Regions from separate parts of the Homo sapiens genome. Here region 1 is linked to region 2. The links are chromatin contacts, found by Hi-C or POLR2A ChIA-PET in ENCODE. All regions are on one chromosome and are shown on one strand. The core of a region is the stretch at or near the end of the contact, and the rest is flanking DNA. Distances in the headings are between cores, read along the strand shown. Region 1 overlaps GALNT10 (polypeptide N-acetylgalactosaminyltransferase 10). Region 2 overlaps GALNT10 (polypeptide N-acetylgalactosaminyltransferase 10).

Region 1 (4,180 bases), core at 1,307-3,806, 150 kb before region 2:
GGTGTGCACAGTCAGTCTCTGTTCCCTCTTCAGCCTCGTCTTGCCCCCTCCCTCAACGATGCTCCCTCCCTTACTATCTTATTTCTGGTGTTCAAAGGCCCCAGGATGTCTCCTTCAGCCTCAGGTTCTCTGCCCGTGCTCGTCCTTCTACCTGGATTGGTTGACATCCCAAAGCCTCCATACAATTCCTCCCAGTTAACTCCTGCTCATCCTTCAGATCCCAGTGCCAATTCAACTCCTTACAAAGCCTTTCCTGATGTACCCAAACCACAGCAGGTTCCTAGGTCAGCCCCTTGCAAAGGCCTGGAACTCATCCTTCAAGGCACTCAGCTCAGATTACCCTGCATATTTATGGAATTCCTCACTGTCTCTTTCACTCAACCCTAAGCTTATGAGGGCAAGTTCTGTGAATGCTCCTCTCACCAGGGTGTCCTCGTGCCTAGCACCCAAGCCAGAGGCGTCTGCGAACCTTCATCTCATCTGATTTTCACAACCCTGTGAGGGAAGCAGGTCCCAGTTCAACACCTTCACTTCAAGACAAGGTCCAGAAAACATTTCTTGTCCAAGGCTACACAGCTAACAAGTTATGTGCTGAAGATAGGACTCAGATATAGTTTGCTTCGTTCAGGAATCTTCACTACTCTGTGTAATCAGATCAATTCCCAAGTGGAATATTTCAGAGTTTCAATCTCTGATGCCACTGAGCCTTGCAGAAACAGCACTGAGGAGCGCCAAAAGTAGAAGAGCTCTACTGTCCCATGCTCTGGCAGGACGCAGAGCATCTGGGAGAGCACCCCATGGAGCAGCCCAAGAGGGAAGAAGAGGAGGAGCAGCAGAAGGGAAGCAGGGAGGGGGCCACCAACCAGATGAGTCAGCAGCATCACCAGCATTGGTTCTCTGGCTGCTGGGGTGCTGCTAACCTTGCAGAGGCTTGGACTGGCTCTGGGACCTGTAGGTGTCCCGGGTCTTGTCAAATCTTGGCTCTGCTTGGCTTCTGCTCTTAAAGCACCATAGTTCATCTGTTTCCTGGGATAGACTTATTCACTTGTAAATCTTGGTGTGTCACAAGGTACTGGCAATCCATTTGGAGAGAGAGGAGGGTACACGTTAGTAAACAGCATCATCTTTTATCCTGTTTTGATACTCCGGTGTTTCCAACCAAAGGAAATGTTAAGATGAGGTGGGCCCTCACCTTTATCATCGTCAAGATTTGTCAGGTGCTTACCACGTGCCTAGGCCCTGTTGCTGTCTATCATACACATTGCTTCATTTCATTCTTTTTGGGGTTTTTTTTGTTTGTTTTTGAGACGAGGTCTCACTTTGTCACCCAGGCTGGAGTGTAGTGGTGCCATCTCAGCTCACTGCAGCCTCCGCTTCCTGGGTTCAAGTGATTCTCCTGCCTCAGCCTCCTGAGTAGCTGGGATTACAGACCTGCATCACCATGCCTGGCTAATTTTTGTATTTTTTGTAGAGATGGGGTTTCGCCACGTCGGCCAGGCTGGTCTCGAACTTCTGATCTGAAGTGATCCACCCACTTCGGCCTCCCAAAGTGCTGGGATTACAGGCATGAGCCACTGTACCTGGCCTCATTTCATTCTTGTGACAACTCTCTTAGTGACCACTCTCTTGTGACAACTTTCTTAGACAAAGAGAAAATGAGTCTCATAGAAGTTTTGTGTGAATCTGTTTTCAGACAGCTGGTAGGTGACAGCCAGGAATCATAGCAGGTATTTCTGATTCCAAAGCTGTTATTATTAACCATGCAACTACACCACCTCTCAATGCCCTCAGTCTCTCTATTCTGCCTGGCAAATACCAGTTTCCAACCCTAGTCCTCTAGGATGTCTAAGGCTTTCCCTTGCTTGAAAAACTTATAGACAGGTAAATATAAACAGCAGGAAAATTAAAAAGACAAGTTGAGAAGGAAAGCTATGTTTATATCAGGACGGGTTTTGGCAGGTGAAATGCACAGGCATTTAAGCATCATTTACTGTTTGGAAAAGGGAAACAGATCAGCCCTTCAGGAAAGACATACTTTTTCTGGCTCAGAGCCCCAGGAGGAATTTTAGAGAGTGGCAGAGCTGAAAGGAAGCTCAGAGTTCAGCTAGAGGACCTTTGTTTTCCTTTGACATGAGTCCGCTTGTAAGACAATTTCAGGCATAATGGACACTTTTGATGAGCAGCTTGGAAAGCCGGCCATTTCTTTTTTTTCCCTTCCTTTCCTCCTCCTCTTCTTTTTGATAACAGCTTTACTGAGATATAATTCACATATTATGCAATTCACCCATTTAAAGCATACAATTCAATATCAACCAGCCATTTCTTGCACCATTGAAAGCAGAGAGCCGACTGAACCTCAGCGAGAGCATCTCTGCTGAGGAGAATTCAGTCCAGTTTAATCAAGAAAGCATTTCCTGAGCTCCTGCTGTGCCAGGATCTATGCTGGGTACATTCCTTTCTGGTGATCTCACACAGTGGTTTTCAAAGTGTGAGTCCAGACCAGATGCATCAGCATTATTTGGGAATTTAGTAGAAATGTCCATTCTTAGGCCTCACCTTAAACCTACTGAAGCAGATGGGTGGGGCCCACTGAGCCGGATTTTAACAAGCCTTCCCTGTGATTCCTAGGCATGCTAAAGGTTTGAGGATCAGATCACTGGTGTGACATAATGCCGAAGGTGAGTTTAGAAAAATCAACCTAGGCCATCTTGATCATATTAGGAACTCTAAATGATCAAAACCAGAATCCCATGTTTCCTGCTAGAATAATAGAAAAATGAAGTTCTTCTTTTTGTTTTTTTTGAGACTGAGTCTCTCTCTTTTTTTTTTTTTTTGAGACGGAGTCTTGCTCTGTCACCCAGGCTGGAGTGCAGGGGCGCGATCTCGGCTCACTGCAACCTCCGCCTCCTGGGTTCATGCCATTCTCCTGCCTCAGCCTCCTGAGTAGCGGGGACTACAGGTGCCCGCCACCACTCCCAGCTAATTTTGTTTTTGTATTTTCAGTAGAGACGAGGTTTCAACATGTTAGCCAGGATGGTCTTGATCTCACGACCTCATGATCCGCCCACCTCGGCCTCCCAAAGTGCTGGGATTACAGGTGTGAGCCACTGTGCCTGGCCAAAACTGAAGTTCTTTAAGGAATCCAAGACTATTCTGCCCCCTACCCCAGCAAACCTGCGAGCGGGTGGGTGCTGGCTTGGGTGCCCTCCCATCCCTCCTCCTGTCTCTGAGCACAGCCCTCAGATTCACACTGGTCCCCACCTAGCCTGGCTGCTCTGTTTCCGTCCTCTCACCTTCAAGTGAGAAAAGGTCTGACAAATGAACACATATCCCAATAGGGCTCACAGCAAAGGTTCTCAAACCTCAGCCCCAAGAACCCCCAGGGAAACTGGTTTCCACACAGATGCTGAGGTAGTCTCACAGATTCTGATTCTACATGTCTGGGAACAGTGGCTTTCAAACCTTTGACTGTGACTCATAGAAAGAAATACATTTTACATCATGACCTGAAACAAATATATACAAAAGTATACACACACATATAACTGAAATACAAGGTGTGATTCACTGGGATACATTTATTTTTTTCTATTCTATCCTCTTGTATTCTATTTTTGTTAAAATCCTGGACATGATGACCCTGTAAACTGATTTTATGACCTTCCAATGAGTCTACTCCTACCATCTGAAAAACCCTGGCCTAGGGCACAGCCTGGAACCTATAATGTTAAAAGGTGGCCCACTTGATCCTGAGACAGGTGGTCCTCTGCCACGGCCCCTGACCCAAGGCTAGTACTCTGCATGACATACCATGGTTACTATTGCTATTGTTACTAGCCTTCTGAGAATGGACAACAATGTGCCCAGGGTTTTATACACAGGACTATCATTGCATTGCTTACCTCAATAGATCATTACCAGAATCATTTTCTGTTGACTTGAGATCTCTGAAGTACCAATAGGTGGAGGAAGAGGTTATTCCCAAATAGCCAATTTCCTTCTCCCAAAGACTCCAGAGGGCCTTTTTTAGTTGTCTTTCCTACCACCATAAGAGTTGCCAGGAAAAGGTGTGTATTGGAGCTTTTGGTATCTATGGGCCTATTGTCTCAGCAGCTGGAAAACATCAAGGACACAGCAGATCTGAGGGAATTGGACCTAACCCCCTTAGTCAAAGACCAAC
Region 2 (4,192 bases), core at 1,175-3,674:
TTTTTATGGGCAAATGGCTCAACAAATCTCTAAGCACATAGGAAACAATTGAATAGGAGGTAAAAGGTAACAACGGTCTCATAATTAAAGCAGTGCTTCCCGGGGTTGGGCAGAGGGAAGCATTTCTCACACTGGAGGATAGGAGAGGAGATTTTTTTTTTCATAAGTTGACACAATCTACAAAAGTAAAAGCTGCCAGGGTCTACTCACAAGTAAAAAGCAATTGCTGAGATGTGAACATGACAATATAAAGGTTGTTGCCAGTAAGTAGGCCTTCTTGTGCAAATACGATCTTGTTATATAGTCCACCTGGAGTACAATTTAATAAATAAATAATGATGGACTAGAAGGAATTCCCAAACAACTGAGGAATGCCAGTTTCATGTTCTCTGAGAAGCTGGTAGGTTTTCAGTGAGTGAAGTCTTTCAATTGGTAAGACTTGGAGGTGCATTTTATGATTACAAATTTCTAATTTTCAAATTAATAACATTTATTTACTGAAAATTAACCAACGAGGACAATGAGGTTGTTCTGATGAACACAAATAATCTGAACTCAGGAATTGGAGACAACAGCTTGCAGCTTACATCTGCCTCAAAGTATAGTTTTCTGTTTGGTTTTAGTTGCCCAATGCTAAAAAAAATCTTTTTAATTTAATGGAGAGTTGATGCATTTGATGAATAAGTAGATACATTTTTTTAAAAAACACAGCCTGCCCTATAATCTCAGGATTATCTTCAATTAAACAGATGTTAAAAGAAAAAGCTGGTGACCTTCAACACGTAAAAATGCAGTATATAACACATAGCAGTATTTTTTAAAAATAATATTATTATTATTACAACTTTAAAAAGAGCTAACAATTTGAAACAATGTAAACACTGAAGCATCCATGTGAACTTCCAGAGACAGTTTGTAAAGTGCTGGCTGGGATGATCTCCAAGATCCTCCTGACCCTGGTCTCTGCCTCCTCCCTCACCATAACATCTTGAACAGAAAGCAGTGAAAACATCAGTGGCAGAAGCTGGCATGAAACAAACAGGTTTCCCCTCCACTTCAGAGGGGAAAGAGAGGAGAGAAGAAGAGAAGGTAACAATTACTGCCACAAACTCTACCTTTTCAAATAAATCTTTATATACCTAAAGCTAGATAAACCACCAGCTAAAAAACAGAAAGGTATGCAGATGCTCAGAGCTAAGAGGGCCCTGCCAAGTCCTCCTTCTGCCCCAGGGCTGAAGCCTTACCCCTAATAACTCAGTAGCTTCTGCTACAGAGAACACCAGATCCCCTTGAACAAGTAGTTCAAACACTTTGGAGACTGGCTAACATACCTGCAGCAGCGATGCACACAGATGGCAGATCTTCACAATGCATGCTGTGGCATGTTTATTCATTTTTAACCATGACAGTATTCTTTTGCTGTCTATCTTCAGGAGAAGGAAAATCACTGTTATATCTTAGGTCTAGAAGAACTAAAAGGCAGGGATAATTAGGAAAAAGAAGAAAAGACAGAGGTGGTGACCTCCACATCCCTGGAGCTATTCAAGCCAATACCTAGATAACACCTTTTTTGTTTTGTTTTGTTTTTTGTTTTTTGAGACGGAGTCTTGCTCTGTCGCCCAGGCTGGAGAGTGCAGTGGCGCCATCTCGGCTCACTGCAAGCTCCACCTCCCGGGTTCACGCCATTCTCCTGCCTCAGCCTCCCAAGTACTGGGACTACAGGTGCTCACCACCACACCCGGCTAATTTTTTGTATTTTTTAGTAGAGACGGGGTTTCACTGTGTTAGCTAGGATGGTCTCAATCTCTTGACTTCGTGATCCGCCCGCCTCAGCCTCCCAAAGTGCTGGGATTACAGGCGTGAGCCACTGCGCCCAGGCTAGATAACACCTTTGAAGGCAACTATAGAGAGGACTTCTCTCCAGGGTGACACGTCGTACTGAATGATTCCTAACGTTCCCTTCCAACTCAAACTCTGTTTCTAAAAATAAAGGCAACCCTTTTAAAATTAATTTTTAAGAATCACACAAGTTATACATATATGCAGTCATATCTCAGTACCAACAATAGTATAATGGAATTTACAAAGCATGTTTCCCATGGGTATTTTCTCAGTTAATCATTGCCACAGCCCTGCAACATAGCCATTACTGTTATTATCCCCATTTCAGAAGTGGGGCAGGGGCTCTGAGTTTAAGTAATTGCTCTGAGGTTAGGCAGTTGGAAAGCAGTAATTGCTGACAGCTCTAGGTTTCCCTCTGACATTTTCCTCCTCCTCTTCCCTTATCTTCTCCCCTTTTTGTCTTCTGAAAAGTACAGTTTCATAATGAGAAAATGGAGGAGAGAAACAGAATGAGCCTCCTGTACAGGTAGCTGACTGAATCCCTTCCCGTCACTTTGTACCACAAGATGATTCAGGGAAGACTTACTCATAACCTCGGTGTGTAATGAATATACTGAGTTGTGCAATAATTTTTTAAAAAATGGTTCATGCATATCTGAACCAATTTTGAAAAGAAAAAAATTAGTCCCTTTTTTAAGTTTAAAAAAGGAAGCATTTTAGTCTAAAGTGAGGAAATGAAAGGGAGGAGGTTTGGGGTTTTTTTTCTCCTTTTTCCAAATTAGGCTCTATCATTCCCACCGGTGATGAGTGCTCGCTGCTTCTGAGATCACAATGAAACATGAGGCTGAATTCCACAATGAACCGGCAGAGCAGACAAATGCCAATTCATTAAAGATGGAAAAAAGATTAATTCTAAAAGATAAGTCCCTCTGGTTGGTTATCAGGTTTGAATTTTCAATAGGAGAACCACCTGGTTTTTTATTTTGGAGGCTGATTTTTTTTTTTGTGCTTGATTTTTGGAGGCTGTTTTGGTCCTCAGAATTCAGATCAAAACCAATTTTTCTCAAAAATGTTTTACCAAAGAAGGTGTGGGTGGAAGTGGTTAGGGAGGAGTGATTCCCATCAAAAAGGCTTTCAGTATTCCAGTTGCTTGAAGAAGCCACATTTCTCAAATAACTGGAAGGAAACGAAGACTCCTAAAACCTTGCACTAGAGTTGAACAGTTTCTATAACATACCCTCTCAATCCTCTTTCTGATGGAGAACTCTGGAAGGGAGAAGTTGCTATGTCCTTCTTGCAAAAGAGACCCTTGGGGCCCAGAAAGATTTAGTAATTGGCTCTAGCATACACAATACAGGCTGTGCACATGGTTCGTGCCTGTAATCCTAACATTTTGGGAGGCCAGGACAGGAGGATCACTTGAGGCCAGGAGTCTTGAGACCAGCCTGGGCAACATAGCAAGATCCCTGTCGCTACAAAAAGTACAAAAACTAGCCAGCATGGTGGCACCTGCCTATAGTCCCAGCAACCGGGGGTGTTGAAGCAGGAAGATCACTTGAGCCCAAGAGTTTGAGGGTGCAGTGAGCTATGATCACTGCACTTCAGTCTGGGCCACACAGTAAGGGAAAAAAAAATAACCCCACGGCATAGACTTGTATCCTGAATGACTGATATCCTGTGATATCCTGATTTATATCCAAGCCAGTGTCCCTTGCCCCTCAAGAGGGAAAGCATTTCCAAAGAAAGATGTCAACTCAAGTTCAGCTTCCTGAAACCCAGCTTAGCCACTATGTGTGCCTATACAGAGAGGGGAATGGCCAGGCATCCCTCAAAGCATTGATATCCTCATGGACATAAAACAGAGAGAAACTGGGAATGGCCAGAATGTGTCATTTAAGACCTGTAGGAATGTTCGGCCTGGAGAGGTTGTTTTTCCTTTCAAATTCTTAATCCCTACAAATGAAGAGTGGTAGCTGTAGTTACCACTTACTTCTCTCATCTCAACTCTTTATAACAAACCAATGCAAAGAACTCAAGGAGAGCATAGCTGTGTTTGACTGTGAGCTGATAATAGTAGCAATAGCACCTAATGCTCATCACATGCCAGGCACTGTGCTGAGAACATTGAATAGTTTTATATGCATATTACAGATTAGGAAACTGAGGCACAGAGAGGTTAAAGTCACCTGCTCAAAGCTCTAAAGTAGAAGCGTTGAAATTTAAACCCATAGGTCTGACTCTGGAGCCTGTGATCTTTTTTTTTTTTTTTTGAGATGGAATCTCACTCTGTCGCCCAGGCTGGAGAGCAGTGGCGCGATCTCCGCTCACTGCAAGCTCCGCCTCCCGGGTT

The links. Hi-C counts contacts between places; a loop is a spot of excess contacts on that map. ChIA-PET counts read pairs that join two places held with the same protein, here RNA polymerase II (POLR2A). Pooled maps may share reads with other maps.
Region 1: a loop to region 2 is called in a pooled map, with 2.9 times the contacts of the local background. The contact joins two enhancer-like sites. A Hi-C loop is called at or near these places in 2 of 168 maps with a recorded cell type or tissue (PC-9 and ascending aorta) and 8 of 50 pooled maps. POLR2A ChIA-PET finds 5 or more read pairs at or near these places in 2 of 52 experiments (A673 and MCF 10A).

What each region holds. Positions count from the first base shown.
Region 1 is chr5:154,366,512-154,370,691 of GRCh38, reverse strand. The region is part of intron 4 of GALNT10 (polypeptide N-acetylgalactosaminyltransferase 10); the gene reads right to left. Among named protein-coding and RNA genes, the nearest start is that of MIR1294, 21 kb to the right of the region's middle. RefSeq lists an enhancer at 1-652. Within about 2 kb of position 2,556, at least 15 of the 41 ENCODE cell types and tissues checked have a DNase peak (open chromatin) inside an H3K27ac peak, as active enhancers do; they include PC-9, where a contact is called at or near this core.
Region 2 is chr5:154,212,888-154,217,079 of GRCh38, reverse strand. All of the region lies in intron 1 of GALNT10 (polypeptide N-acetylgalactosaminyltransferase 10), which reads right to left. Among named protein-coding and RNA genes, the nearest start is that of GALNT10, 24 kb to the right of the region's middle. Within about 2 kb of position 2,424, at least 3 of the 41 ENCODE cell types and tissues checked have a DNase peak (open chromatin) inside an H3K27ac peak, as active enhancers do; they include PC-9, where a contact is called at or near this core.